Regions from separate parts of the Homo sapiens genome. Here regions 1 and 2 are each linked to region 3. The links are chromatin loops, found by intact Hi-C in ENCODE. Cell type or tissue: heart right ventricle. All regions are shown on one strand. Each heading gives the region's core, and the rest is flanking DNA. Links, peaks and the distances in the headings are about the cores only. Region 1 has its middle 90 kb from the start of LINC03002. Region 2 has its middle 23 kb from the start of LINC01010. Region 3 overlaps LOC105378009 (a long non-coding RNA gene).

What was found. Hi-C counts contacts between places; a loop is a spot of excess contacts. Peaks named below come from ENCODE experiments on the same cell type or tissue, not always from the same donor. Only the 100,000 strongest peaks of a DNase experiment are listed, where the experiment ranks them.
Region 1: it touches region 3 in a loop (2.5-fold over the local background); 6 of 110 quality-filtered maps call a loop at or near these places.
Region 2: a loop joins it to region 3, with 2.0 times the contacts of the local background. A loop is called at or near these places in 8 of 110 quality-filtered maps.

The regions. Positions count from the first base shown.
Region 1 is chr6:134,624,347-134,635,100 of GRCh38, reverse strand. No RefSeq gene overlaps it. Among named protein-coding and RNA genes, the nearest start is that of LINC03002, 90 kb to the right of the region's middle. In heart right ventricle, for the core only: no CTCF peak of the experiment used is centred there; DNase peaks (open chromatin) are centred at 1,830 and 4,220.
Region 2 is chr6:134,408,985-134,419,738 of GRCh38, reverse strand. No RefSeq gene overlaps it. Among named protein-coding and RNA genes, the nearest start is that of LINC01010, 23 kb to the left of the region's middle. In heart right ventricle, for the core only: no CTCF peak of the experiment used is centred there; a DNase peak (open chromatin) is centred at 4,805; H3K27ac peaks cover 2,519 bases.
Region 3 is chr6:134,337,351-134,348,104 of GRCh38, reverse strand. The region is part of intron 1 of LOC105378009 (a long non-coding RNA gene); the gene reads left to right. Among named protein-coding and RNA genes, the nearest start is that of SGK1, 25 kb to the right of the region's middle. In heart right ventricle, for the core only: no CTCF peak of the experiment used is centred there; DNase peaks (open chromatin) are centred at 2,094, 4,904 and 5,724; H3K27ac peaks cover 6,053 bases.

The DNA of each region.
Region 1 (10,754 bases), core at 888-8,887, 290 kb before region 3:
CTACTCCTTGGGCGAATGCCTCCAAACCACCAGGAAATTTGTTTTCTATGAATTAAAATACCTGTACTAAGGTGTCCTTTTTATTCCATAATTAAGGTTAGAGTATATCTTTTCTGGACACTGTTGTCTTTTAGGTAAGGTATGATATACAGATAATATAATATCTTCACTAGAAAATGGAATAGTCTGAGGTTACCAAAGAATCTTAGATCTTTTGTGATAGTGTCTAATACAGGTATATTTATAGTACATGATTTCTACCCCATTGTAATGCAACAACAACATCATCGAAAACGATTTGAGGCTGCTTTTTGTTTTTTTTTAATTTTTCAAAATTGTTAATCTATCAAAACATGGGCTCCAAAAGTGTAGAGCATTTAGTTCCCCAGGGCATCTCCAGCATGTGTAATAGAAGGATGACTGATGCATGTAGCAGGGACTGTGTAAATATTCATTGAATGATGAAAATCGACTCCTAAATTTCACACTCTTCATCTCACTCTGGGCAGAAGGAAGTGATATTCTAACATATGCTGTACTTTTCTTTTTTCCAAATGACAATAGGTGACCCAGATAGTTCCAGAGTCCTGAGCTCCATTAATTCCCAGAAGTCTAACCCTGGGGACTGACTATGTGTTAGCTGACAGCAGAGGCACAGACTCAGACACCAGCTGAGACTATAACTCCCAAGACAACCAAATGCGGGGAAAGTGGTTTAAAAGTTGAAGCTCTAAAAGCATTATTTTTCCTGAGTCCATACATATTTGCCTCAATTGGTGAAATACTCATAATATAGTAGAGTACTATTCTGCCATTAAAAACGATAACATAGAAGAACATTGAATAATGTGGGGAAATAGGATATATAACACGACAGTGTGACCCTGCCTGAGTTAAAGGAAATATATAGCTAAAGGAAATATATATCAATTTGTATATGTACAGAGCCAGAACTATATACACCAAAATGTTAACAGTATTTTAGGTGAAGTTGAGAGGTGACGGTGTGCTGGCAGTCCTCAGAGCCCTCGCTTGCTCTCGGCACCTCCTCTGCCTGGGCTCCCACTTTGGCGGCACTTGAGGAGCCCTTCAGCCCACCGCTGCACTGTGGGAGCCCCTTTCTGGGCTAGCCGAGGCCAGAGCCGGCTCCCTCAGCTTGCAGGGAGGTGTGGAGGGAGAGGCGCGAACGGGAACGGGGGCTGCGCTCGGCGCTTGCAGGCCAGCTGGAGTTCTGGGTGGGCGTGGGCTTGGCGGGCCCCGCACTCGGAGCAGCCGGCCGGCCCTGCCGGCCCCGGGCAGTGAGGGGCTTAGCACCCTGGCCAGTGGCTGCGGAGGGTGTACTGGGTCCCCCAGCAGTGCCGGCCCACTGGCGCTGCGCTCGATTTCTCACCTGGGCCTTAGCTGCCTTCCCGCAGGGCAGGGCTCGGGACCTGCAGCCCGCCATGCCTGAGCCTCCCACCCCCTCCATGGGCTCCTGTGCGGCCTGAGCCTCCCAGACGAGCGCCGCCCCCTGCTTCATGGCGCCCAGTCCCATCGACCGCCCAAGGGTTGAGGAGTGTGACCGCATGGCACAGGACTGGCAGGCAGCTCCACCCGTGGCCCCGGTGCGGGATCCACTGGGTGAAGCCAGCTGGGCTCCTGAGTCTGGTGGGGACGTGGAGAGTCTTTATGTCTAGCTCAGGGATTGTAAACGCACCAATCAGCACCCTGTCGAAACAGGCCACTTGGCTCTACCAATCAGCAGGATGTGGGTGGGGCCAGATAAGAGAATAAAAGCAGGCTGCCCCAGCCGCAGTGGCAACCCGCTCGGGTCCCCTTCCACACTGTGGAAGATTTAATCGTTTGCTCTTTGCAATAAATCTTGCTACTGCTTTCTCTTTGGGTCCACACTGCTTTTATGAGCTGTAACACTCACCGCAAAGATCTGCAGCCTCACTCCTGAAGCCAGCCAGACCACAAGCCCAACGGAGGAAGGAAGAACTCCAGATGCGCTGCCTTAAGTGCAGTAATACTCACCGCGAAGGTCTGCAGCTTCACTCCTGAGCCAGCGAGACCACGAACCCACCAGAAGGAAAAAACTCTGAACACATCTGAACATCAGAAGGAACAAACTCCAGACGCGCCACCTTAAGAGTTGTAACACTCACCGCGAGGGTCCGTGGCTTCATTCTTGAAGTCAGTGAAACCAAGAACCCACCAATTCCGGACACAAAGTGATTAGGATTATGACTAATTTTTTATAATGTCTTCTTTTTACTTATTTTTCCATCAAAAAAATTCTAAAAGTAAAGAAAAGCAAGAATTATTTCTGAGACTGTGACTATTCCTAACTCTTCTTTTCCATCTTATCAAATCATAGCAGTTGTTTTCTTTTAATGAAAACTCTTGCTACAACATACTACTAAAACAGATAAGGGAGACAGGGTAACATATTTCTAAAGACAGAAATAGCGAGCCAGACTTTAATGACCAAAGGAATGGTACAAATAGGCCAGATAAATTTTCTATCCATGAAAATGTTAACTGCGATTTACATGACTACTATGCTGACAACTTCTAGTTGCAGGAAACTAGGTATAATTATAAGAAATTTTGACAACGTACAGAAGTTTTCTTCACAAAATGGGTGAGTGTTGTGTAGAAATATCTCACCTTGCTTAAAAATCTTCCACTGGTGTAGAGGGTCAGCTGTTCATTGTATGAGCGTTCAGATGAGGGATAGGTAACATGAAAACACACTTTGTCATGATTTTAGATCATCACATGTATCTCAAGCTGGGTGAGTGTATTTCACTGTGTCTTCCCTAGAACAAGCCACCACTTTGTTATATTGCTGCATGGTCTGTAGTCCTCATTGCTTGTAAAAGTGACTAACATGCAGTTGTTCATTCTAGTTCCTGCTCATTACAAGCTATGGAGCATTACATTCTGGAAACTTCTGGTTTGGTTAGTCCCCACTCTGACGCTTATTGGGAAAATAGCAGAAGAGCAGCTAAAAAGTGACTCTGGGCTTTTGCAGCCCTCACTTAGGAGACCATGTGCAATTAGCAGCGTGGGAAATATCCACGTCCCTAGCACAGTCCTGTGAAAGTTTCCCAACAAATATTTGTTAAACGAATGAATGTGTCGTGTAGGTCTTCTGATCTAGGACCCTTTTGCAAACACATGCTTTCTCTCAATCTCCCCTTGTGCATTTGTTTTATGCAAATTAATTAAATGAAACTAAACCATCTCTTCAGGTGGTTCTGATATAGTTCTACTGACAACAGGTCTCAAGTTTCTTGTGATCTCTAGAAAATGCCTAGAAATTTGGTTTCCAGGTTTTATTTTCTTAATTCTATTAACAAAATAAAAATGAACACGTGAAAGTCAACACAAAACACATGCACAGAAATATTTGCAGTTGAACAATCTGCAAACAGCTTCTTGCAAAGAGACACACACACACACACAGAGAGAGAGAGAGAGAGAGATGGCATTAACTGGCACCTAGACATAAACTAGAGTTGGTAGTAACCTGTTATTTTATTAGACAATTTTTATAATGTCTGAACCCACTAAAATAATTCCCTTTGTTCTCTTCCTTCTTCTCCTCCTCCTTCACTTTTTTGCTGTTTTAAAGCAACTAATAAATAGAACTATACCTAAAAAAGAAGGTGAAAAAAGGGAAATAGAGTTTGTCTATTATTAAACCTCTATTGTATGCTAGGCATTTATTCTGGGCATTTTACCTATAACATTTCTTTTAATCCTCCTAAAACCTTGCCAAGGAGATATAATTCACAGTTTTATGGATCCAAAAATGTATTCAGAGAGGACAAGACACTTGTCCTCAAACAGCTGATAAATGACTGAGTTGGATCAAGTCTTTCTATCTTAACAGCCTGCAGCTTTTCACGGCACCACTGTCAATAGTGTAGTAATATTCCTGCTCTTTCGCAGTTCTTCTCCTTGGAAAGTTACTGATGACTTGGAAGGCCAAAGATAATAGTCATTTAGCCTATAGTGCAGTGTCCTTCCCTAGCCTCCACGTATTTGGCTGTGGGCTCTAATTTTGGGCAAATGTCCCTGGAGATTGAGCAATAAGAGAACTGTGTTATCTGGGGCTGTCCTGGCTGATTTGACGTTTGTCTGGGGCAGCGTCCCTATTGAGTTATCTTCCTCTTCTTAGTTTCAGTTCCTAGCACCAGCATCTATGTCCTTTGTACAAAGAACAGGTGGCCTTCCATGCTTCCACAGGATGACGGTCCACAATATTTATGGTAATTTGTCTCACGATGTACAGTACATTTTTTATTGCACCAAAGATCAGCCTGGGGCAGGGTCTGGGACAGCGTCCCTATTGAGTTCTCTTCCTCGTCTGAGTTTCAGGTCCCAGCACCAGCGTCTGTGTCCTTTGTACAGAGAACAGGTGGCCTCCCACACTTCCACAGGATGACAGTCCACAATGTTTATGGTGATTCGTCTCACAGTGTACAGTACATTTTTTATTGCATCAAAGATCAGCGTGAACTTGAGTTTGTACATAAAGGTGAAAGATCTCTTTGGCAAGAGCTGGGCACACTCTTGGCATTTCCCTTAGCCTGCTTACTTTTTAAGTTTGTGCTCCTAACAGATGTCCTAGATTTTAAATAACGCGTTTATTTTCCAGTTAAACGTCATGGTAATTAACATTGTTCCTGCAGTACAAAATTAATTTTGATGAGATGACGATGTCAGGAGTACATTGGGCTATTCTTTTATGGCCTCCTTTTTGCACGTGTTTCATGACCTTAAATTTATCTATTTACTCTGGGAGCTAAGAAGGTGACACTACTGTAGTCATTTAGTATCTGTAAAAAAAATGTGTAGTCTTTCTATTGAACAAGGAGAACACATGGAGACAGGGAGGGGAACATCACACACTGGGGCCTGCTGAGGGGTGGGGGGCAAGGGGAGGGAGAGCATTAGGACAAATACCTAATGCATGAGGGCCTTAAAACCTAGATGACGGGTTGACAGGTGCAGCAAACCACCATGGCACAGGTATACCTATGTAACAAACCTACACGTTCAGCATATGTATCCCAGAACTTAAAGTAAAAATAATAATAATAATAATAATAATGTAGTCTTTCTGAAATTTATGTCCCTGGTTTTCAGGGCTCACAGAGCCAGAAAAGGAGATGAAATCCCTTTAATGGTTCATTGTCATCATCTTCATCCAGCGTCCTTCAGAAGTATAGAGGGTATGATCATATGTTTTATTATATTTATTTATGGATGTTATATGATTAATATTGTACAGTATAGGGTGTTCTATATTTCATATTATTTCCTTAAACATATATCATATTTTCTTCAAGTCAATAAATATTTTCCTGAAGCATAATTTTTCTAGGTTGTATGCCATTCCTTTTCAGGATGTGACACTATTTAACTAATTGCTGCTTGTTTGAAATTCTAATTGTTTCTACTTTGTCCTTGCTATAAATGTTTTTATATTTGCATAAATTAATAATAATAATATAAACAAATATTTTTATATTTCTGTATTTGTACTTCTTTAAAATATTTTCGTATGTTAATTTTTAGACAATCATTCTTATTATAAATTTCTATAAATATGGAATTACTGAGTAAAAGGTACAAACTTTTAAAGGATTTTGATAGATTCTGAAAAAGTGTGATTAATGCCTGTTTTTACTTTCTCCAACGCCTTTTTTTTTTTCCCCTAGACGGAGTTTCTGTCTTGTCGCTCAGGGTGGAGTGCAATGGCACAGTCTCGGCTCACTGCACCCTCTGCCCCCTGGGTTCAAGAGATTCTCCTGCCTCAGCCTCCCAAGTAGTTGGGATTACAGGCGGCCACCATCATGCCAAACTAATTTTTATATTTTTAGTAGAGATGGAGTTTCACCATGTTGGCCAGGCTGGTCTTGAACTCCTGACCTCAGGCGATCCACCCACCTTGGCCACCCAAAGTGCTGGGATTACAGGCTTGAGCTACCATGCATGGCCTTCTCCACCAGTTTTATTCCTGCTTCCTGCTTCCTTGTTTTGCCATTTCTATGTTGGCCTTATCTCCCAGCACATGATTTGGGCTCCTTTAGGAGCTGGAAACATATATTCATCTTCACCACTCTGCTCACTTTGATGAACACCTACATCTGTAATTCCTGCAAAATAAGCTTTTGTGGAGTTGTAATGACAATGAGTCTTACATTTAGCATACTGAATATCTGCACTGAAAGTTAGATGATCCCACATGTGTCAAATTAATTGTTGACAGCTCTTTGTGGAGCCTAGTAACATGCCAGAGAAATTCTGTAATTGACTATAGACAAGATTTCTCCTCCAAGTAATTTTCTCATTCTTCTATAGCATGAATGTTATACTTTTCTTCAGATAGTATCGAATAAACCCCAAGAGATACAGAATTTTATTTTTGAATAAGTACTCAGGATTCGTCATTAATAGTTTTAGTTTTAGACTTGTTTGTTCATCTGCAATACATTGATCTTATATCTCATTTATTAGCTGGGGCACCCGTGCATTTAAATACTATACCAATTTGTCTGTTTGTCCTGGAATTCCTGTCTCTTCTGTATTGCTTGGCCAGGTTAAAGGAATTCAGATAATATTGATATTGAGAATATAGAAACAAGTGTACCAGCCACCGGCTTACTATAAAAACATGGGTCTTTGGCATTGACTGAGCAAACAGGTCTTCTCACTTGGTGCATACACAATGTCTCAAACAGCTATTATGATTAATTAACTTTTCCATGTTGATGTAGGAAGGTGTACTAGCTCTTAGAAAACCAGCTCCAACTAGCTTGTAGTCTGATCAAATAAAGACCGAAGTGAAGTGAAAATGGAAAAAACAAAGCAACAAGTCCTTTAAGGTTTAAAAAATCAATGATGATTTTTTAAAAGGCATTTCAATCTAGCTAATAAATTCTTGTGTCTCTTTCTGAAAAGGATATTACTTGATACAGAAATTCTAAATACATATTTGAACAATTAAATTGTAATATATGCTTATTTGCTACTGTCTGTTCATATGTGGCAATCTCCACTGCAAAATAAAAACAAAAACAAAAACAAAACCCTCCCTTGAGCTCTTTATGGTGGATCTGGCCTGGGAGCTGTTCACTCTTAGCTCTGCCCTTGTGTTAGAGCAGAAAGAACCTAACTACACAGAGATTTTTTTTTTTTTTTACGTAGTTAAAACTCTTGATACCTATGAAGTGGTGCTTGATGCTAGTGGACTGAGTTGGAGTCTCATAATAATAAACAGTTCACTTTGTAAGCACTTATATGTACCAATACTTTATATATGCTAGTCAACACTCGGAATAGTCGTGCAAATTATTTGACAGCTGATAGAGCTGAGACTTAGCGAGGCTATGTTTCTTACTCAGGGTCACATAGCTAGTTGTTGGCAGAGCTGTGTCCATTGTAGGACACTTCTGAAACTTTTCACACATCTCTCTATGCTGTTGTTGTGTAAGATGCAATGCAAGAAATTTCAGGTGAAAAAGGGAGTGCAGAGCTCATCCTGCACAGTTGTCTCACGTGTTGCTTCTTGAGACACATCCTCACCAAGAATTGCCAGGCTTTGATAGCACAACAGATTCTCCCCTTCTCAAACCAACTTTGAAGAAGGAGCAGAGCCTGAAGACGGGCAAGTTTTGCTTTTCATTCCATACAGGTGCCTCTTTAGGTATTCTTGAGATATAATGTGCAGAAAACTGAGAAACTGTAGGGAAATTAAAAGTAGCACAAACATAATAGTCACATACGTGCTCCTCATCAGCACAGATGGAGAACACATTTGTCCAGTGTGGCACAGTTAATGGCAGCAAGGACAATGGGGAAAAATGCTCTGTTTTTAAACTCTGATGCTCTAAAATTCACCCCTAGTTTGACAGGAATGTTGGGAATGGTGATGTGGCCTCGTAGGTTGAATAACAGCAAAAACATATGGGCATTCAGAAGAGTATTTCTTTAGCCATTTTCTTTAAAATTCTGGGCAAATTGCTCATTTTTATATATTTTTAAATAGTTTGGCGAAGCATCACAAAAATGATTTTTAAGTTAAATATTTAAGATTGTTCATAAATTCTTTGTAACTGTTTGTTCTCAGTTGCCTGTCCCCAGCAAGAGATACTTCAGATACAGTATTTCTTAAGGAAGCCAGGATGGACTAGAGTTTTTCAAGTTTCCCCAAGATAATAGTGTTCACTTTGCTAGGTATTTTCATTTTCATACAACCCCCCTTTGTGGTTGGTAATATGATTGCACCCAATTTTCAGATGAGGAAACTGAGACCCAAGGGAGGCTAAATAGCTTGTCCACTAACATGCTTTGAAAAAACATAGTGGAATCAGGATTTAGACCCTGGTAGTTTGGTGCTAGCATCCAGGTACAGTACTTGAATGCCAGAGAGAGCCAGGCACGTGGTTGGGAAGTTAATTGTCAGTGAATACAACTCTGTGTTCAAGGTCACAGAAAGGTCTCCCGCCATGGCTTTATAAGATCACCATTAACCTCAGGAATGGGCTGGTAGCATTACAGACCAAAGAAAGAAAAGCAAACTGCTTAGGATTTAGGCCTGAGGTTCTGTGAAACACCTAAAGACCCATGGGAATGGAGAGCCCTCCTGGGGCATTTCCTGCAGAGGGACAGACAGGAGAGAACATGAAAAAAAAAAAATAATCTCCGGGTGGAAAATTAATTCAGACTTCATGAAAGGTTCACATTGTTGGAAGTGATGACTCTTGCTTGCTGTTCTCTTTTGAGTCCATGCCTAGGATTTTAAGTGATTCTTGACTTTGGCTTCTGGCACACACACAGCAAAGCAGCAAATGCTCTTTACCCCCAGGATGGATCTTTCCCACACGTTGTGCTGCCATATGTGGGCACACCCACCTGAAGCTCTGGTGGTTTTCCCTGGAAAAACACAGAGGGTTTCAAACTTCTGTGGCCTTACTTGGCCCATCCCCTGGGTAGGGCTGTGAGCTTCTCAAGACAAAATAACTTCTATCTTTAGGAAGCTCATCTAAAAGAGGCAAAGCTGCTTTATTTATAGGCTGATCATTAGGGCCATAATTGGATCAGGACTGTCTGCCAGTCACCCTCAGATATTTGCAGCATGTTTTTCTCCAAGTGTGCCTCTTTTCATTATCCAGATCAGAGGCATAATAAGAGAAGGAAGTTAAGTTGTGGAGTTAAGTTTTTAATTTCCCTACAGTTTCTCGGTTTTCTGCACATTATACCTAGAGGTGACTTGCCATAGGTGTATTTTAGCACTGGGTAGGACACACAGTGTTTGCAAAAACAAAAAGAAAGAAAAGAACAGCATTTTGTGCTGGAAATAAGGTACAATCATTCTTTCCTATCTTGCTATTGCTTCTGAGTATATTCAGGTAAATTTAAGGAATCTCAGGATTATCTGTTGTGGTTGTTTTATTTCATTCTGTTTTAATTTGGGGTTTCTTCATTTCAGTTTGTGGTTATTTTTGTTTATTGTTTATTTCATATGTATGTTTTTACTTGGAGGAACCACTGTGGACCCGGATACTTTAGAATAAGTGGTGTGTGTTGGAAGAAAGTAAAACTGAGAAACGATGACCTAGGTTCTGTCCTAGCCCCAGCTGTCAAGCAGCATGATCTCGGGCGAGTCACGTAACTTTTCCATTTATAAAAGGTTTGGCGCCATATCAGCGATTCCCCTGCATGGCTGCCCATCACAATCACCTAAGGAGTGTTTTAGAATAGAGTGTCTGCCACAAAGGAGCATGGGGGAACATTTCCAGATGATGAAACTGTTCTGCATCTTGTTATAGTGGTGGTTACATGACTTGTACGTGATGTCAAAATCTGACAACTGTACACTAAAGAGAGTGAACTTTACTGTAGGCATATTATCTTAATTTTAAATTAAAAAAATTTAAATCTCTTGAATATTGATATAGTGAAAAAATTGCCCAGGCCACCCCAAACCAACTGCCTACTGAACGCTATCTGTCCTTTCGACCATCTCCATAGTTGTGAACGTAATAGAAACTGACTCAGACATTCTAAGTTGCCACGATCCTAGGTTCAGCTGCTGTTTGTCTGTTGTGGCCATGAAGTCAAGAGTAACCGAGGTGCAGGACAGCACTGTGGGCACCTGCGGTTAGAGCATGTCTGGACAGGCTACTTAAATCACAGGGAAATTGGAGGGGGAAATGTGGCTGAGCTCTGGGTTAAATACTCAAGTGAAGCATCCATTATGGTCAGTGAGCAGAAAGTGTAGGCACAGCCAAGTACTGATCACATATAAGAAACCAGTGTATAGAAAGAAGATGTTGTGGCTGGGTGTGGTGGTTCATGCCTGTAATGCCAGCACTTTGGGAGGCCCAGGCAGGCAGATCACGAGGTCAGGAGTTCGAGATCAGCCTGGCCAAGATGATGAAACCCTGTCTCTACTAAAAATACAAAAATTAACCGGGTATGGTGGCGTGTGCCTGTAGTTCCAGCTACTTAGGAGGCTGAGGCAGAAGAATCGCTTGAACCAGGGAGGTAGAGGTGGCAGTGAGCCGAGATCTTGCCACTGCACTCCAGCCTGGGTGACAGAGTGAAACTCGGTCAAAAAGAAGAAAGATAGCAAGGAAGAAAAAGAGAGAGAGAGAAAAAGAAAGAGAAAGAAAAGGAAGGAAAGAAAGGGAGGGAGGAAGGAAGGAAGGAAGGAAGAAAGAGAAAGAAGATGTTGTCTGTTAATAAAAGCT
Region 2 (10,754 bases), core at 949-8,948, 72 kb before region 3:
GAACTGTTCCTGGCAACTTAAAAATGTTTGTTATTGTTACCCTTTTTTCCTTATTATTATTATATGGCCAGTGACCTAGTCTAGGCAGTGGTTATATCAAGACAAATCAAACAGTTTCTAGCTAAAGTCCCCGGACTGGCAGGGCAGGGGTGGGGGTTCAACCCAGTTATCCCTAATCAGTGTGACCCATGCTATAGTGAAGGTGTGCGAAGTCATGGAAACACAGAAGAGGGGGCAGTTTCTTGTGTTGAAAGGATGAGTTGAAGTTTTTCCAGGTGAAGTATGGGGAAAGGGAAAACAGGAGGCAGAGAAGGCCTTCTAGGCAGCAAGAATGCACTGTGCAAAGGCTGAGGCATGTGAAGAAACAAGATGTGGGGTGACTGAAGGAGCCATGTGGGCTTGGTGAAGAAAAAAAAGGTGGTGTCCAGATTCCTATGCCAGGGAATCTGAGTCCCAAAAGTGAAGGAGAGACATAAATGTCTGAGCAGGTTAGAAACAGAATGAGGGCTGGGGCGTGGTGGCTTACGCCTGTAATCCAAGCACTTTGGGAAGCTGAGATGGGCAGATCACCTGAAGTCAGGAGTTCAAGACCAGCCTGGCCAACATGGTGAAACCCCCATCTCTCTACTAAAAATACAAAAATTAGCTGAGTGTGGTGATGCACACCTGGGATCCCAGCTACTCAGGAGGCTGAGACAGGAGAATTGCTTGAATCTGGGAGGTGGAGGTTGCAGTTAGCTGAGACTGCACCACTGCACCCCAGCCTGGGCAACAGAGCAAGACTCTGTCTCAGAAAAAAAAAAAAGAAAAGAAAAGAAAAGGAAAGGAAAAAAGGAAAGGAGAGGAAAAAAGGAAATAAAAGAAACGAAAAGAAACAGAATGTACCTCTGAGTTCTGTCCACAGGAGGCTGGGAGAGGAACAACTCACTACAGCTACATCAATTCAGCTACATTGTATCCCTAGTGTTATGTGTATATATAATGCTATGTATATGTATATATAATGCTATGGCCTAGCCTTGCCTGAGGATGTCCTCACCAATTTTAACATTGTTTCTATTTGAAATATATATTTTTTTAATTTCCAAACAGCCTACCGGCAACCAAACTCTTGGAAAACAGCTTGTTCTTAAAATGAGGTTCTCCAGCAGTGTAATGTGGTCATGAACCTCTAGATTTTAGTTAAAAAACAGGCCAGATGCGGTGGCTCATGCTTGTAATCCCAGCACTTTGGGAGGCCGAGGCGGGAGAATCATTTGAGCCCAGGAATTCGAGACCAGCCTAGGCAACATAGTGCGACCTCATCTCTAAAAAAAATTTTACAATTACCTAGGTATGGTGGCACATGCCTGTGGTCCCAGCTACTGAGGAGGCTGAGGTTGCAGGATTGCTTGAGTCTAGGAGGTCGAGGTTGCAGTGGGCTGTGATCATACCACTGCACTCCAGCCTGGGTGACAGAGGGAGACCTTGTGTCCAAAAACAAACAAAAAACCCCAAAACCATAACCTCTGAAGGATTGAGGGGAAAAAATCAAAGCAACATTGTCTTATTCTGATGTGATCAGTAGGTTAATCAGAAACCTTGTCCTAAAATCTGTGTTATTTTAGATTCCTTTCCATCTTTCATCCTCAAATTGTGAAATTAGCATGATACAGTTATTCATTCTGAGAGCTGTCCGCGGAACATGTATTGATTGAGCCTGTGTGCCACGCATTCTGCTAAGCCCTTTATGCATATTATTTAGTCTTTACAACCCTCTAAAGTTGGTATTCTTTTTTTTTTTTTTTTTTGATACAGGGTCTCACTTTGTCACCCCACCTGGAGTGTAGTGGCGCAATCTCAGTTCACTGCAGCCTCCGCCTCCCAAGTCAAGCGACTCTCCTGCCTCAGCCTCCTGAGTAGCTGGGATTACAGGCATGCACCACCACACCTGGCTAATTTTTGTATTTTTAGTAGACGCAGGGTTTCGCTATGTTGTCTAGGCTGTTCGCAAACTCCTGACTTCAAGTGATCCACCTACCTCACCCTCCCAAAATGCTGGGATTACTGGCGCCTTGCCTAAAGTTGGTATTCTAATTTTCAAATAAGGAAATTGGAGCTCAGAAGGTTATCCGATTTTACCAGGGACACACAGTTGACAAGCAGCAGAATCAGAGATGGAACTCAGATCTGTGCATGTCCAAAGTTAGTGCACTCAACCACTTCCCTGTATGCTTCTATGGATCAATCAACATTGAAACAATTTTTTCTTGGTCTCCAGCCTTTAAAAACAAGTCTCTTTAAGCTGAGTAACTGACTTAAAGTAATAGGTGCATGGAATCGGTGCTATTTGTCCAAACTGCTCCCATCTCTTCCACACTGATCTTGTTCAAGTTCTCAAACATGACAATATTTTCTGGATGCTTTTCAAATATATCATTTTACATGTTCGAAATCTCTTAATACCACTCAGGAGTGAGTAAATATTAGCAGCCATTAGTTATGGAGTAGTAAACTGAGCTAGAAATAAGATGAATGACAAGTTCTAGAACGTAACAGCGGTGGGAGGTGTCTCAGCAAAGCAGCAATGGAGCCAATAAAGGTTTATGGACTCATAAGTCCACAGTAAGAAATGTCCTACATGCAGTGTAGGACTCAGGAAGTTGAGACCTCAGAGTGCTTGCTTGGTTTTGAACTCCATATCACGGAACCATAAATACATACATAGTCATATGCATGAGTCCTCAGGTTCTAGTAACTGATTCACAAACTCTTCCTGGAAGTCCTTTGGTAATAAATATCAGAATTACGAGCAATGTGTTTTCTAAGTCAGAACAACACACTGTATCCAATTAGTCTCAGCGAAGTCCCAGTAAAGGAATTTCATCCAATCTGACTCAGAACAACACGGTGGTGACATCAGGTCCAATACAGACCCTGCAGAGAAAATGAATGGGTGGGGATAGACTGAGCACATGTGCACTTTTCTGGGTCCCTCCTCTGCGGCGCAGGCCACAGGCAGTCCTTTCTAGTAAAGCCTGTGTGAAACCCTGGTGGTGAAGGAGTCTTATCTTGACAGCTTCCGCTGTATCACAACATTCACAACAGTATGTCAGTAAAAGGCAAAAAGAAACAACCCAATTATATTGAACCACAGATGTGTAGATGTGTACACAGATGTTCCCCCCCATCCCCACTCCAAAAAAGGAAGTTCCCCGGATGTCTTGCTCCGTAGCAATTGTCACATGCATTTTAAAGAAATTCAGCATCTTTGTGTCACATTCTCAAGATAGTTTCAAATTAACGTTTGACTACTTGAGAGGCTGAAGTGGGAGGATTGATTGAGGCTAGGAGTTCAAAGCCAGCCTGGGCAACATAGTGAGACCCCCATTTCCAAAAAAAAAATAAAAGAGTAAAAAAACAGTTATCTTCGGCATTGGAGTCAATGGGGTGTATGGCTAAATATCAGAAACACCACACTTCCTTAGCTAACTTTACTTAGAGATATTTGTTCTGATTCAAGCTTTGTTCTTTTATTCCCTTTTATTTATGAATTTATGAAGAGCACAGATACCATTTACATATTTGTTTTTAATGTATTTTCAAAATTCTGACTGAAAAGTAAAAACCCCTTGCCTCCAATTTGCTTCAGTTTGTTGGGCAAAAATAGGTCTCCTTTTCATCACTGCTTACACAAACCATTTTATTAATAATTTATCACAATGTTCCACAGCAGAGATAAAGCAGACACCCACATGATCATTATGTGTTCATAATGTGGGCTCTGCAGTGTCTTAAATTTCCCTGCACCTGCTGTTACCTGCTCGCTCCCTTCTCTCTAAGGTTTGCATTTGCTGTGATGCTGATAAGCTTTAGCGCCACACTTTTCACTGCCTGGATAGGTAACTGTTGACTAGGAAAAGCAGACACAGGTTGCATCATGTGTTGCCACGATCTTATTTTCACCCTCCTTGAACTAACTGCAGTCAAGAGAATTTGCCCTACAGATGGGTGAGAGTTTTCACAGTGCCCTGGGATCCTCCAATTCTTGGGTCCTTAGTCTTCCTCGCCAGCCTCCCCACTCCCCTCACACACAGTTCTTTCTTTGCTCTGCTTCTGAAGACATTTGAACCTGTTCTAAATCCCTCCCCTTCCTTCCATAAAGAGAGCTTCCTTAGATCATTTTTCTCAGCCTTTCTCTGCTTGCTGAATTTAAACCTTGGCACAAAGGTCACAGGCAGACAGAAGGCACTTTGCTGAATAACTTGTGTTTGAACTTCTAGAACAGTTACTTTGGGTTTTTTTAAGGTACTCATGTCATGTTTGGCAGTGAAACGTTCAGTGTTGCAAAAAATAAAAATGTCAACTTGCAAAATCTTTCTCCTTCAACTCTACATCCGTAGAGAAAAATAAAAGATGTATAATGCCTTTCACCCAAGAATGCTGAAATCATTAATAAGCATCAAGTAAATTATTCTGAGATGTAATTGATGACAAAGATCGAAATCTTCGAACCAAAGGTTTCACAAGTACTATTATTTACAATGAAAAATGTGAGACCTGCATACCAGCCCTGTACACGATAGCATTTGGTAAATAACGACTGACTGTTGATGATATTCACAGAAAGTCAGTGACTGACTAGCAAAGAAGGGAGTGACATGTACCAATGTACCAGAAGAAGGAAGCAAGGCTTAATCTACGTCAGGCCTTTTTGCTATTTCTCGTAGACCCCAGGGAATACATATGTCCTTCCTCTGGTCTGTGCAGTGATGCTGCACAATTAGAGGAAACGCTGAGCATCGGAAGCCAGGCTTTCTCCCAACAAACCCAGAACCCCCAACAACACACCGCCTAGTCCCAGCTTCTCAGAAGCACATGCTATGAAGCTCTCTATGCTGCTGAACATTCCCAGGATGACAGAAACACAGAACCTGGGGAGGGTCCCTGGTTCTCTGGGGAGGTGTCTCTTCTCTTCAGTCCCCTTCTTCTAATGGGGTTAGGATAAATGAAGGGGACTGGTGAATTGCTCTACAGCCTATTTGCCATGTTAACAAAGTAGGCTACCTAGCCCCTCAGAGCTTGTAAGCTGAGAATAGTGTTTTCCTGATTTGGCTGATATAAAGGTCTGCATAACAGTAACAAGTTGTGTGGATCCCTCCAGATTCACACTTTACCCTTCTTTCCCCATTCCCTTCCCTTCCCTTCCCTTCCCTTCCTCTTTCTTTCTTTCTTTCCTTCCTTCCTTCCTTACTTCTTTTTAGTCTTTCTTTTTTAATTGAGATAAGGTTTCACTATGTTGCCCAGGCTGGTCTCACACTCCTGAGCTCAAGTGATCCTCCCACCTTGACCTCCCAAAGTGCTGAGATTGCAGGTGTGAGCCACCATGTCTGCTCCCCCCACCCCCCCCTTTTTTTTTTAGAAACAAGGTCTCACTCTGTCTCCCATTCAGAGCAAGTACAATGGCACAATGCTAGCTCACTGAGCCTCAAATTCCTGGGCTCAATCAATTATCCTGCCTCAGCCTTCCAAGTAGCTGAGACTACAAATGTGTACCACCACACTAGTTAATTTTCAAATTATTTTTTGGAGAGGTGGAGTCTCACTGTGTTGCCTAGGCTGGTCTCACACTCCTGGCTTCAAGTGATCCTCCCACTTTGGCTTCCCAAAGTACTGGGATTACAGGTGTGAGCCACCTCACTTGGTTGTTTTACCCTTTTTGATAAGTGCTATGTCTTGGGAGGTTGACCCATATGAATGGCTTCAACAAGTTCTCTTGCCACCTGACTTTCTATGGGATATGCCCATGGAGGCACCAGAGGATGATCAGAGTTGAGAGAAGAGGGAGATTCAGAAATTTACTCTCCAAGCTCCTTCCTTGCCAGGTTAAATGTATCTCCCAAAAGTTCATGTGTTGGAAATTTAATTATCAATGTAACAATATTAAAAGGTGGAACTTTTAATAGTTGATTGGGTCATGAGGGCAGAGCCCTTATGAATGGATTAATGCTGTTAATGCAGGAATTAGCTAGTTCTACTGAGACCAGATTATTACAAAAACAAGCTTGACTCAGTCTTGTGATCTCTTTTGCACATGCTCACTTGCCCTTTTGCTTTTGTGGCATGTTACAATGTGGTACTAAAGCCCTTGCCAGAAGCTGCTGCCATGCCCTTGGATTTCCCAGCCTCCAGAACCATGAGCCAAATAAATGTCTTTTCTTTATGAACTACTCAGTCTCAAGTATTCTGTTATAGCAACAGAAAACAAAGACAGAAAACAGGTACCAAGAAGTGAAGTTGTTGCTAGAATAAATATCTGAAAATGTGGAAGTGGCTATGGGATTGGGTAATGGGTAGATGCTGAAAGAATCTGGAGAAACAGGCAGTGGGTCAGCTGCTTCATGCACAGAAGCCTACAAAAGAAGCCTTCTTCTTCTTCTTTTTTTTTTTTTTTTGAGACCGAGTTTTGCTCTTGTTGCCCAGGCTGGATGCAATGGCACAATCTTGGCTTACCACAACCTCTGCCTTCTGGGTTCAACCAATTCTCCTGCCTCAGCCTCCCAAGTAGCTGGGATTACAGGCATGTGCCACCATGCTTGGCTAATTTTGTATTTTTAGTAGAGACTGGGTTTCTCCACATTGATCAGGCTTGTCTTGAACTCCTGACCTCAGGTGATCCACCCGCCTTGGCCTCCCAAAGTGTTGGGATTACAGACGTGAGCCACTGTGCCCAGCCCACAGGCAGCCTTCTTCTAAACAGCTACCCTCACTCCTGTCAGCACTAGGGTCCCACTCCTCCTCGCCCTGGGGTGCTATGCCATCCTTTGTGGTTTCCTTAAACCCTACCCACACTTTGTAAACCGTTTCTTTGTTGAATTCTCATCAAATTACCAAGAGGAAATATGGAATATCTTTTCTACCAGGACTTTGAATGATGCATATGTGAAACAGCTGGCTATATACTAGAGGCTCAGGAAATGGCAATGATGTTACTGACTCTGTAATTTAGGTTAGCTTCATAATGTATTTTAAGCAGCCCTGTTTCTTCTTTGCAAAAGGAAATATCCTGCAAAAAATATAGTTCTGCATCTGTATCTACAAAGTAGTTTGAAAGTGGAATTCATGAATGAATTCAGTCAAATAGCCACTATACTGAAGAGGGTAGATTGTTCATATATAGCCAACTTTCATCAGGCTAGATATGACCTCAAAAACTGAAATCAGATTTGGAAAAATCAGAGGCCTTGGGACCATGAATCAGTCTTGCTTCCTAGAGGATGGGTACAGGCTTACCTCCTGGAAAAAAGAACATTTATTCTAACAATCTGTTAGCAGGCCTGCAGTGGTTCTCAAAGTGCAGGTCCCAGCATCATCTGGGAACACATTAGAAACGGAAACTCTCTAGCCCCATCCCCAAGCCTGCAGAATCAGAAGCTCATGGGTTGCAGCCCAGTAATATGTGTTTTAACAGACCCTCCAGAGGACTCTGATGCACACTAAAATTTCAGAACTACTTCACCTGAGGGGTTTCTGGAAGTAGACAAAAGCCAACTTTCAGGAGTCTAGGTAAGCATTTGGCATCAGATGACCTAACAAGCAGTAAAGAATTCAAGAGCTGGTCAATTCGTAAACAAAGAACTTTGTTTGCTTTGGGGAAACTCTGTCATTAGGGAATAGGAACAGGACCTCTGTGTATGGTTCAGAGAAGGACTCTAGTACCTGCAGGGTGAGTGGAGAGCAGGTACAATCAAAGCAACACCCCAATATTACAGGGACTGAAGGCTAAGTGGATTCGGAAGCAAGGCATTATGCACTGGAAATAAATGAAGAACCCTTATGGGGACTGGGGCCCTCATCAGTCTGGGTGTCTGGAATAGCTACAAGCCCAGTTAACAGAATCAGAACTCAGGATTAGTGCTGAAGAAGCATTTTGAGTAGTTCAATGCTTGGGATGTGAGTGTTTGACCACAGCTTTTAAAGTCCCTGGTGCCTCAAATTAGGACTAGTCCTAAGGGCCACAATGTAGCTGTTTCTTTTGGTGACAACCACACATTTTGGCTGTGGGAAGGTGGTGGGTACAAAGCCTCTAGATTTTCAGGCAGGGCGTGACCACCACCTCTTCACACTGGATACTTGCTGGCCAGCTGGTTTCCTGATTCAGCTCATTATTTTTCAAATTACCTGATGTGTGTAGACCTCTGGTTTTCAGTCTTCAGTATATAGCAATGTTATGATTTAAATGTATCCCCCGAAAGTTTATGTGCTGGAAACTTGTCAATGTAACAATATTAAGAGGTGGAGCCTTTAAGAGTTGATTGGGTCATGAGGGCAGAGCCCTTATGAAAGGATTAATGCCATTAATGAAAGAATTAGTTAGTTCTACTGAGACCAGATTGTTACAAAAGCAAGCTTGGCTCACTCTTGTGATCTCTTTTGCACATGCTCACTTGCCCTTTTGCTTCTGTGGCATGTTATGATGTGGTACTAAAGCCCTTGCCAGAAGCTGCCACCATGCTCTTGGGCTTCCCAGCCTCCAGAACCATGAGCCAAATAAACGTCTTTTCTTTATAAATTACTCAGTCTCAAGTATTCTGTTATAGCAACAGAAAACAAAGACAGAAAATTGCTACCAAGAAGTGAAATTGTTGCTAGAATAAATGTCAGAAAATGTGGAAATAGCTTTGGAACTGGGTAATAGGTAGACACTGAAAGAATTTGGAGAAATAGGCTAGAAAAAAAGCCTGTATTTCTGTGAATGCAGCATTAAGGACAGTTCTGGTGAGAGCTGAGAAGAGAAGATTAGGGATAATCTGAAACTCTTAAGTGATTGCTTAAGTGGTCACAATTGGACTGTCAGTAGAAAAATGGACAGTAAAGGCAATCCTGATGAGGTCTCAGAGGGCACTGGGAAATAACATATCAGAAATTGGAGTAAAGGTCATCTTTGTTAAAACATAGCAAAGAATTTGGCTGCACTGTGTCCATGCCTGAGGGCTTTACGGAAGGCAGATTTTAAGAGTGACAATCTAGGCTATCTGGCAGAAGAAATATCTAAGCAGCAAAGCACTCAAGCTGCTGCACAGCTACTTTTAACTGCTTATAGTAAGATGCTAGAGAAAACAAATTATTTAAGGATGGAATTTATAATTAAAAGGGAAGCAGAGCAGAAAAACTTGGAAAATTCTCAGCCTGGCCATGTAAAAAACTATAAAGCATGCCAGGATGTGGCCAGGCAACCATTTACTGAAGAGATTAGTACAGATAGAAGGAAACCATGGGCTGTTCCTCAAGACAATGGGAAAAAAGACCCCAGAGGCATTTCAGAGATCTCCAAGGCTGCCCCTCCTATCACAGGCTGAGCTCTAGGAGGGCAAAATGGTTTTAGGGGATAGACCCAGGACACCCTTCATTGGATTACTGCCCAGGGCTGTCTCAGGTCTCTGCTCTCTGCATCCCAGCACGGCACCCCTTGGCTGTGCTAGCCATGGCTTGAGGAGGCCCAGGTGTGGCTCAGGCCACAGCTTCAGAAGATGCAAACAGCAAATTTTGGTGGCATCCACATGATGTTAAGTCTGCAGGCATGGAGAATGCAAGAGCTGTGAGAACATGGCTTCCTCTATCTAGATTTAAAAGGTTGTCACAATCACCCAGGAGGCTGGGATTACAGGGATGAGCCATTGCGCCTGGCTGAGGAAAACTTTCTAAGACAGATGGGAGAGTAACATTATTTGTGAAGATGTTGTCTTTGATGAACGGTTGGCATGGACTGTGAAACTGATGAACTTAATTTTTACCAACTATGAACACCCATAATCCACATTCACCTGATTCTAATTAGTTATGTTTAACTTTGGGGCTGGGTGCTGTGGCTCATGCCTGTCATCCCAGCACTTTGGGAGGCCGAGGTGGGCAGATTAACTGAGGTCAGGAGTTCGAGACCAGCCTGGCCAACATGATAAAACCTCATCTCTACTGAAAATACAAAAATTAGCCAGGCATACTGGCATGCGCCTGTAATCCCAGCTATTCGGGAGGCTGAGGCAGGAGAATCGCTTGAACCCAGGAAGCGGAGGTTGCGGCGAGCTGAGATCGCGCCACTGCACCAAGACTCCATCTCAAAAAAATTAAATAAATAAGTAAATAAATTTGGTCAACATACACACATGCACACACACACAGACTTCTGTTTTGGAACTTATGACAAATGATAGCTTTTTAAAATTTTTTTCCCTACTTTTTAACTTTCTTCTTAACAGTTTTGGTTTCCGATAAACAAATCAGGAGGTTGAAAGATTTGGATCGGCCACAGAAATTACATTCCATTTCTAGAGCCATTTCACCAGCTGCACCTGCAAGTCATATTAACTAGCAAATGGCAAAACTGGTAATGAAACTCCATGCACATAAAAAAACTGACATCTGATGCTGATAGCATTCTCTTAATAAATCACCTCTCTCAGGCCGGGCATTTACTACAAAAGGATTGCAAGACCCAGAGAATGACAACATCTATTATAGGTTGAACTGAATCAGGGTACTAAAGAGCTAAAAAGGGTAGCTCCTCTGCAATGAAGCCAATGAAATGGTTGAAGAGGCAAGAGAATCTGCTCTTCTTATAAAGAGATGCCCTAGATCAATCAATTAGCCTGTTCCTACCAGTTACTTTTATGATAGATGCTATGCATTGCCTTGCTCTTTACCCACTCCAGGCCCCTGTGAAAGTTGCAAGGCCAGAAAGCTGATACCACATCTGCCAATCGTCTGCAGTGCAGCTC
Region 3 (10,754 bases), core at 1,756-9,755:
TGGCTCCATGAATGTGTCTCCCAAGGAAGAAAAATGTGGGCACCTGTTATTTCTGGAATGAGTGTTCTATGCGTTCTATTGAGGTGAGCTATTCACTCAGAGTCCAAGAGGCGGCTGGCATATGGTCACCTAACACAGAGCTCCACTGCGCTCACACTACGTGTTCACCAGACCAAGAGGAGGGAATGTGATTTTCACCTCCCACCTCCTGTCTTCTGTTGAGTTAAACAGAGTACAGGCTCTCTGGGTGGGTTGGGGGAGACTGGGGGAAGGACTTTTAGAGTTAGCAAAACCTTTAAAAAAAATACCAACGCCTGGGCCTTACTCCAGAGCCATGAGGCCAGCTGGGGCACTGGTGTTCTTTCTAAGTTCCCTAAGTACTTTCAATGAACAGCCAAGGTTGAGAAGCACTGAACTTGTCCATCAAGGTCCTTCCAAATGAAACAGAGCCCGGAGAGGCTGACAAATTGCCCCAGGGCTCCATGGCTTGTTAGCTAGTGTGCGTTTATCTGTGTGTCTGTCTTCTCACAGACTATGAAATCCTTGAGCACCTGAACCATGATGTTGATATTGAAATTCACAGGGCCTCCAGCTATAAATGTTTGATGAGGGCAAAAAGCTAGGAAGGAAAGGAGAACCAACATCTCTCTTTCCCTTGCTCCGCAAAATCTCCCCAAGGACAATTATTGCTAACATAAACTTACTGTGAACTTTTTTAACCCCAAAACTTGTCATTAAATATCAGATTCCCAAAACATATGACCCATTCATTTCTGGAAAAATTGCATGAGTCAGAAAGGCCCCCAAATCCCAAGCCCAAAGACTTTACCCTAATTAATCCAGCTGTTTTAAGCTAAGCGCTTGACCTTGCTCACTACCTCATGCCTCACTAAGCTCTCATTTTGAGGAGTCTCATTTATTCCCTAGTTACACTTGACACTTTCAAATTAATAGGCTGCTCAAAATGGCGTGTCTTCCTTTGGTATTAAGACTCCGAAGTGAAGGAAAGAATTATGGGAAGTGCATGCTGTGACGAAGGAGACAGAGGCCTAGAACCTGAGGTATTGCCGGGGCCTCGGCACAGAGTTCTAGAATGTTATGTGACTTTTCTGGTTCTATCCACCATCAAGTAAGCATCTTTCACCTGCTAGTCAGGTGGAATTCAAGTCAAATCCAGCCAATGTAGTGTGGTGTAGGGGCTCAGAATCAGAGCCATAGAACTGTTTGCAGCAGATAACTCAGTGCCCGGCCCGTGTCCCCTCGCCCTGGCCACTCAGTGCATGCAGACCACCATTCCAAATGCCCAACTCTCCACATCTGCATTCCTTCACCTGAGAGCTGCCTCTGGACCCAGTGTCCCCACCCAGGCAGCAGACTGGAAGTGCCAGACAATGAATATCCCCACCCCACCCCTACCGTGGCCTTCAAACCAGAACTAAACAGGAACTGGGTTTCCTGTGCCCTTTCCTTGCTGGTGTTTCGTAAGCTAATCCCCCAAATAATTGAATCCTTGTGTAATGATCTGCTCTGGGGAAACCCAAGGAAGACACAGTGGTCCGTCAATATACAGACATTTGATTTTTGATATTTTGTTTATTTTTGAGACAGAGTCTCACTCTATTGCCCCAAGCTGGAATGCAGTGGTGCAATTACAGCTCACTGCAGCCTTAACCTCCCAGCCTCAAGTGATCCTCCCACCTCAGCCTCCTGAGCAGCTGGGACTACACCTGTGTGCCACTACACCTGGCTAATGTTTTTATTTTTTGTAGACACAGGACCTCCCTAGGTTGCAAGGGCTGTTCTCAAACTCCTGGCTTCAAGCCATCCTCCTGCCTCAGCCTCTCAAAGTGTTGGGATTACAGACATTACAGGGATGAGCCACAATGCCCAGCCTGATAGTTGATTTTAGAAAAGCCAGTTAATCTCTCTGACAGTGGCTGTCCTAGAGTATAAAATAAGGAAAGAATTTTGAAGTCCCACGTCTTCATAACAGCACGCAAAGGGCTGCATCACGTGGCTGCCAATGACCTCCCTCACTGACCCGCCTTTCTCCCTGGCCTCGCCTCCAAGTGTGCCTCTCCCCTACACTCCTCTCCAGCCACAGGAGTTCCTTTGAATTCTTGGAACATGCCCCATTCCCACTTGCCTTTGGGACTCACTCACGCTGTCCGTCTGCCTGGAACACGCTTCCTCCTTCTGCTTGCTTGGCTCAGTCTTACATATCCTCCAGCTCTCAGCTTAAATATCAGTTCCTGTAGGGAAGCCTTTTCTGTCACCCAGTCTAGGATTGCACTCATTATATGCTCCCAAATATAGTGCTCCCTTCATGGTGCTTGGTATGCCTAGTGCAATTCTCGTTTACTTTCCTGAGTCCATCTCATTCTCCAAGAATTGTCACCACTGGTCTTTATACTCCTGGAAGGCATGAACCCAATTTATTGTCTTGCTCTCTGCTGCATCTCTGATAGCCAGCCCAATGCCTTGCCATAATTGTTGAAACAAAATGCATGTTTATCTATTGAAAAAAAAATTTTTTTTTGAGATGGAGTTTCACTCTTGTTGCCCAGGCCAGAGTGCAATGGTGCCATCTCGGCTCACCACAACCTCCGCTTCCCAGGTTCAAGGGATTCTCCTGCCTCAGCCCCCTGAGTAGCTGGGATTACAGGCATGTGCCACCACACCCAGCTAATTTTGTATTTTTAGTAGAGACGGGATTTCACCATGTTGGTCAGGCTGGTCTTGAACTCCCAACCTCAGGTGATCCTCCTGCCTCGGCCTCCCAAAGTGCTGAGATTACAGGCGTGAGCCACCTCGCCCAGCCTATTGAAAATTTGAGTTGGAGAATAAAAGGATTTTGGAATAAAAATTAAAACAAAGCTTCCCATCATAGGATCCGCCTTATGTAGCTTGTACCTGTGGCAAAATACGGAGTTGTCTTCTATCAGTTCTTCTGCTTGAAGCCCAGGGAAAAGAGTGTATGTAAAAGATGTGCTTCCCTGTGGCTGAGAGCAGCTTTATCTTTTTATCCTAGTCTGGGCTATCATTTTTATTTTTATTTTTATTTTTATTATATTAGAGATGGAGTTTCACTACGTTAATGTTGTCCAGGTTGGCCTCGAACCCCTGGCTCAAGTAATCCTCCTGCCTCAGCCTCCTGAGTAGCTGGGACTACAGGGATGTGCCACCACACCCGGCTTATCATTTCTAACATGAAAATTTAAAAGTTAAACTTTAAATTTAACTGCGTTAAAGTAATCTAACCCAGTAACATAAAAATGTGAAGTTGGGCTGGGCACAGTGGCTTATGCCTGCAATCCCAGCACTTTGGAAGGCTGAGGCGAGCAGATAGCTTGAGCCTGGCAGTTCAAGACCAGCCTGAGCAACATGGCAAAACCCTGTCTCTACCAAAAAAAAAAAAAAAAAAAATACAAAAATTAGCCTGGTGTGGTGATGCACACCTGTGGTCCTAACTACTCCGGAGGCCAAAGTGGGAGTATCACTTGAGCACTGGAGACAGAGGTTGTAGTGAGCCAGATTGCACCACTGCACTCCAGCCTGGGTGACAGAATGAGACCTTGTCTCAAAAATTGAAAAAAGAAATGTGGAGCTGGAATTTGGAGAAGAAAGGTTAGTAGTTGGCCAAGCACAGTGGCTAATGCCTGTAATCCCAGCACTTTAGGAAGCTGAGGCAGGAGGATCACCTGAGGCCAAGAGTTTGAGACAAGCCTGGGCAACACAGCGAGACCCTACAAAAAATTTGAAAAATTAGCCAGGTGTGTTGGTGTGCACCTGTAGTCCTAGTTGCTCAGGAGCCCAGCAGGTCAAGACTGCAGTGGGCCATAATTTCACCACTACACTCCAGCCTGAGTGACAGTGCCCAAGACCCCATCCCTCATAAAAGAAATAAAAATTAAAAATTAAAATTAAATTTAAAGGCTGGGTGCTGTGGCTCACGTCTATAATCCCAGCCCTTTGGGAGGCCGAGGTGGGCGGATCATTTAAGGTCAGGAGTTCAAGACCAGCCTGGCCAACATGGTGAAACCCTGTCTCTACTAAAAATACAAAAAAATGAGCCAGACACGGTGGCACGTGCCTGTAATCCCAGCTACTTGGGAGGCTGAGGCAGGAGAATCGTTTGAACCCAGAAGGTGGAGGTTGCAGTGAGCAGAGATCGCACCGCTGCACTCCAGCCTGGGTAACAGAGTGAGACCCTGTCTCTAAATAAATAAATAAATAAATACATTTTCTTAAAAGGGAAAAAAAATATTTTTAAACTCTTTAATGAACAGTTACTAGCAAACATTGTATGTAAGCAATGTTTGCAAGCAGAAGCTACCATTTGTCAGCTATTAAGGTCAATGCAACCTTCCTAGGTGTTGGCCTTTCTGACATTCACTCCTTTACACTTAAGGGTGTAATGGGCTTTATCTCAATAATCCCTAGATCCTCTGAGGACAGGGCTATGTTCATTTTTAAATTTTTTTATGTTTATTTTTATAATTTTTTAAATTTTGAGATGGGAGTCTTGCTACGTTGCCCAGGCTGGTCTCGAACTCCTGGCCTGAAGTGATCTGTCCTCTTTGGCCTCCCAAAGTGCTGGGATTACAGGCATGAGCCACCATGCCCAGCCAACGGATGAGGCTATGTTCAAAGTCACTCTCTCAGCCTTTTCTGACCACCAATAGACCCAAAGTCCACATTTCTTAGCACGGCATAGATGCCTTCTGGGGCCTAATTTTGCCTACCTTTCTCTCCCAGCTCGTCTTCCTCCATAGTCTGCCTCAGACTTTCCTTGTGTATTTATTTGCAGGCATAATGTCATTTCACGTCTCTGTGACGTTGCCCTTCCTATTCACCCAACCACAGAACTCTTCCCCACCCTTCCGTCAATTTTGCTTGCCAACTCCCATTCATCCTCTGAGACTCAACCCAAGCCCCAGGGCAGGCTTCTCTGAACGTCCAGATTTGGAAGCTCCTCTCTGGTTCCCACTGCCTCTGCTTTCTCATCAGCACAACATTCATGTGTTGAAAACATTTATTTGCTACGCCCCACCTACTCCATCCTGAACCACTCTCTAAGCTTTTAGAGGACAGGATCCATGTCTTCATCTCATTAATGCCAAGCACAGTGCCTGTTACTATTCAATAAATGCTTGCTCAAATATATTATTTTGGTATTATCTAGCCCTGCTTGACTACCAGCAGACACACTTTCAATAAGTAACTGATGATTAATTTACTAAGAGATCATAATAAAAAAGTTTTTGCCAAATGCTCTTTATTTTAAGTGCGTTCAATAAATTTGCACAGATTGGAAAAAGGAAATGTCTTGGCTTAAAAAATTTTCTCTATGATGTGCACTGGTCTTTCATTTTGAATGCCGTTTTCGCAGACAGCAGGCCTGATATGGAATACCTGGGCGAAGGGCACGCTTTCCAGGCATTGCACTACAAATCCTAACTTCTTTCTCACGTATGCGAATGTGTGGCAAGTATGTATGTTGATAATTCCTAAGAAGTCTGTATTCTATTTTAATCAAACTGAATAGGAGTAGTCCTTTGTTAAAATGAATGAAATCTGCAGTTAGGCACTGGAATTCATTTCCAAGGGAGGGGTTCTCCAAGAAGCCTTGCTCCAACTCCACCCTGGCGCCTGCCCTAAGAGCGCCTGCCCAAGGCCAATGTGTCCACACCCCGGCCAGGAAAGGGTTGGGTCCCCTTCAAGGTTCAGCTGCAGCCCCTGGGGACAGGAGGCTACGACACCATTGGGCTAGTCCCAGGCTCTCTGCACAGCTTGAGGTTGGGTTTCTGGATCTCTGACGTTTTCAAACCTGGCACACTCTCCACATCCCCTGTAAACCGTAATACTACTATTTAGTGAGCTGTGATCAGACAGTTGCTGCACATTTGCATAATACCTACCCTCCTTGCACAGGTGGAGTAACTGAAACAATTTTTGAAATGATTTTCCCAAAGATGGTGCGTAGCCATCCTGGGGTAACACCCGGAGGAGCTGATTCCAGACCTGCACAGGTGATGAGCGATGTATTAAAGCTGTGCTAATCATTATAGATTTTAAGTTTTTCACATATATCACCTCGTTTTATACCCACCAAACCCCTATTAAGAAAAAGGTGTCCTCCTCTTACTGATGAGCAAATTGAGACAGAGAGACAAAGTGAAGGCTGGAGAGGGGCATGGCCAGTAACCATGTAGTGGGGTGGGGACAGAAACCCATGTCTTGTCTTGATTCAGAACTCTGTCTACCCCTTCTCTCTCTCTCTGTCTCTCTCACTCTCTCTCTCTCTCTCGCTCTCTCTCACGCACACGTGCAGACACACACATAGAAATGCTTCGCTCCTGGGGAAAAAGGGAAGGGACAGGTAGGAAGAGAATCTGTGAAGAACCAGAAGTGTGATTTACATAAGACAAGTTTTTCATAAATATGCCAGGCACCATAAGAAATAAATTATAAAATCAGGCCGGATGCAGCAGCTCATGCCTGTAATCCCAGCACTTTGAGAGGTCAAGGTGCGCAGATCAATTGAGGCCAGGAGTTTGAGACCAGCCTGGCCAACATGGTGAAACCCTGTCTCTGCTAAAAATACAAAAATCAGGCCGGGCTTGGTGGCTCATGCCTGTAATCCCAGCTACTCAGCAGGCTGAGGCAGGAGAATTACTTGAACCTGGGTGGCAGAGGTTGCAGTGAGCTGAAATGGTGCCACTGCACTCCAGCCTGTGGGACAGAGTGCGACTCTGTCTCAAAAAAGAAAAGAAAATAAAGAAATTATAAAATCACTCACTGATATTTGCATTACCAACTGAAGAGTCTGATAGGCCCCTAAGTTGGCTCACCGTAAAGATGGCTGAGTTTTCCCTTCGTTTCTATCCTAGTTTGCTCTGAAGTACAGACTACAAATATGATAAGACAAATGTGTTTGCAATTTTAAGCCATGCACAATGGTTTGCACCCGTAATCCCAGCTACGTGGGGGTCCAGGAGTTCCAGGCTATGTGAGCTATGATCCTGCCACTGCACTCCAGCCTGGGTGACAGAGCAAGACCCTGTCTCTTAATAAATAAAATAAAATATGTTTGCAATTTTAGCTCCATGAATAAAAGCATTCAAACTGAATTCTCCACTAACACCAGAAATTTGGCCTTAAATGAAGACTTACTGTCTCTTGCTGTGAAGTATGATATAATGTCTTAGATATATGAAGATCTCAAATGTCCACTTAGTTGAAGGCCCAACCGTTATTGTACTGTAGTAATAAGAGTGAGGCTGAGGAAAGAGTTTGAAGATAGCTCTTGTGAAATGAGCTACTGGTCTCATGAGACCTTTGCAGGAAGTGAAGTTCATAAGGAATGACTAAACCCTGCATAGAAAATGTTACCTTCATCCATGAAACAACATGGTTGGTTCTTATCACTCGCCCTAATGTGATAGCTGTTCATCCTGGATTAACATCACGTTGATTAATGGTGCCAGTTAAAAGTCAAGGCATGCTGAGTGTTGACCCCATGGAAGAATGCAAAGCTATGTATATTTAATAAGGGGCATTAGAAAGGGCGCAGGACACTGAAAAGAGTTTTCTTGACACTCTTGGTAATTAAGGATTTACATCAGCAGGAGGTCAAGTCATGACAATTTCAGTCTTAATTTGTCAATAGGCAATCACAAATTGTAGTCACTGACTGCTTCACCACCAACTTCCTAGGTGGCAGTTGGCACATCCCTTTTCAGTATTAGAGAAACTGCCAATCAGGCTGGAATGACGTAGTACTCTATTTTCAAAGAAGAACATAATACATAGAAAAAAATTAGGTCAATATTTAGCTTCAGCATCTTCTGGCAGAAAATAATCTTAAACATAGAGGGGATGTATATTTACCTTAACCAAAGGCTCGTCATGTGTCATTTGCTGTTACAAATCGATCAGCCTTTATGTGCCATAAAGTAGCTCAGGGTCTTTGTCCCTGCCATCACCCTGTGGGAGCTTTTCCCCAGTTATCCACATGGCTCATGCCATGGTCCTTCAGGCCTTCACTCAAAGTCATCTTTCCAGAGGAGCCTTCTCTCCACCAACTGTAGCACTACCCATGCTGCTTTCTCATTTTCTTTTCTCCATAACCTACTCTGCTTATTTTGTTTCTTATCTTGCTCTCCTCACTAAACCATAAGCACCACGAGAGCAGGGATTTTTATCTTTGTTCCCCACTACTAAATTTCTGCTCATAGATGAATTCCTAATACATAGTTAGTCATTCAGTAAATATGTGTTGGACAGATGGATGGATGGATGGATGGATGGATGGATGGATGGATGGATGGATGATCACTGAAGCCAGGAATACTCTCAGTTGGCTGGAATCTGACACTACAGATCCAGCAGCAAATAAAGGACAAGCATATTTCTCAATTCTTCTTTCTCTGCTTGCTGGCATCTATTAAACCATCCTCTGCACAAGCCAATCCTACCATTTCAATCCTGAATCCCTGTGTTGGTCATATCACTACATGGTAATTTCTTCACTTATCTAGGACAGCCATATGGTGATGATCCTTTGGGGAAATCCTTAAAGAATAGCATTATCTGATTTGGTAAAAGAGATTAAAGTGGTTACCAAAGATGTGTCTACATGCAATCTTAAGCCTTTACATGTGGTTGAACATAGTATCTGCCCTGCTGGGCCAAACTCTGCAGGTGGGTTAACAGTTCAATTATCAGTGGCACTTTTTATGTACTTAAGAACTATTCAAATTGGGCCATTCTGGCCAGGTGTGGTGACTCATGCCTGTAATCCCAGCATTTTGGGAGGCTGAGGTGGGTGGATCACTTGAGGTCAGGAGTTTGAGACCAGCCTGGCTAACATGGCAAAACCCCATCTCTACTAAAAATACAAAAATTAGCTGGGTGTGGTGGTGCGTGCCTATAGTCCCAGCTACTCAGGAGGCTGAGGCATGAGAATCACTTGAACCTGGGAGGAAGAGGTTGCAGTCAGCCAAAATTGCGCCACCACACTCCAGCCTGGGCTACAGAGCAAGACTCTGTCAAAAAAAAAAAAAGGCCCATTCTAAATATATTTGATACTAGTTCTTTCTGTATGTACGTACCTAGGGACAGTGTGGCCACCAATGTCCTCACTCACAGGGGAATTCCCAATTGGTTGTATTGGGTCTTACTTTGAACAGAGGTTCCTGCAGGACACCACTCATCCTCATAAGATGTTCATGACCCCCTCACTCTATTGGAAGTGAGGTAGACTATGGACTTGCAGGAGTTTAGCACCCAAACATGGAAAGCAATCACAGGCAATGAGTAGGTGGGGAAAGAATGAGCAATTATTCAAAGGTTGTCAGAGAGTGGCTCCTGTAGGCCCTTATTAGACAAAAGCCTGTGTCAAATCTGCTTCTGCTCAGCTCCCTGGTTCTGGAGTTGGAGCATCCCTCTTTTGCTCCCCATCCTTCTCCAGCTCTGTCCTCTGCAGTCCCAGTGACCCACCAGCCCTCTCCTCTCCCTTCTCCCGACCCAGTTTTTTTTGTTTGTTTGTTTTTGTTTTTGTTTTTTCTCTTTTGAGAAGGAGTTTCACTCTTGTTGCCCAAGCTAGAGTGCAATGGCGCAATCTCGGCTCACCGCAACCTCCGCCTCCTGGGTTCAAGTGATTCTCCTGCCTCAGCCTCCCAAAGTAGCTGGGATTACAGGCATGTGCCACCACGCCTGGCTAATTTTTTGTATTTTTATTAGAGAGGGGTTTCTCCGTGTTGGGCAGGCTGGTCTTGAACTCCTGACCTCAGGTGATCTGCCCGCCTTGGTCTCCCGAAGTGCTGGGATTATAATAAGCGTGAGCCATCATGCCTGGCCAGGCCCAATTTTATTTAAACTATGAGGTAAATTCTGCTCCATGAACCCTAAATGTTCCCGCTTAGGATGGTGTTTTCTTCTTCTTCTTTTTTTAAATTATTTTATTAAGGAGCAACCCAGTTAGCTGATAGGACAGTGTTTTCTATGAGCCTTTGTTTCTGCTTCACTGTAGCTGCAGGAAGAGGAAATGGCACACCTAGAAAATGCACAAATTAATATTTCAAAATATAGTACTTCCCCATGCTTAATAAAATCATCCACATCCTTTACTCTGAGAACCATTTCTTCCTTGAGTTCTGCTCACTCTGCTCCAATACATGCCGGTCATTTACTCCATAGAATCACTTTGTCTGCAACATTCATTTGTCTCCATGTACTTGATCACCCCTGGCCTTGCTATAGTTTTTGTTTATTCCTTTTTAATATATTTTTAATTAAGGTTTTGTTTAGTGTTTCTAACTATGTTATCAGCTCCTTCAGAACAAAGAACATCTCTAAAAATACTTTAGAAGCTACTGTGCCTTATACACAGTAAAAATATGCTGATTGATTGAGTCCCATTCTGGAAGAATCTGTGAGGTATACCTGACTAAGGGATGAGAAAAACTAATCAAAATGGATTACATGGTGGTTAATTTTATGTGTCACGCGACTGGGCCACGGGGTGCCAGATATTTGATCGAATATTACTCTAAGTGTGTACATGAAGGTGTCTCTGATTGAATAAGGTATATTACCCTCTCCAGCGTGGGCGGGCCTCATCCAATCAGCTGAAAGCCTGAAAAGTACAAAAAAGGCTGAAGCGCTTGCAAGTAAGAGGGAATTTCCTCCTGCCTGCCTGTTTTCAGAACTGAACTGGGGCCGAATGCAATGGCTCCCACCCATAATCC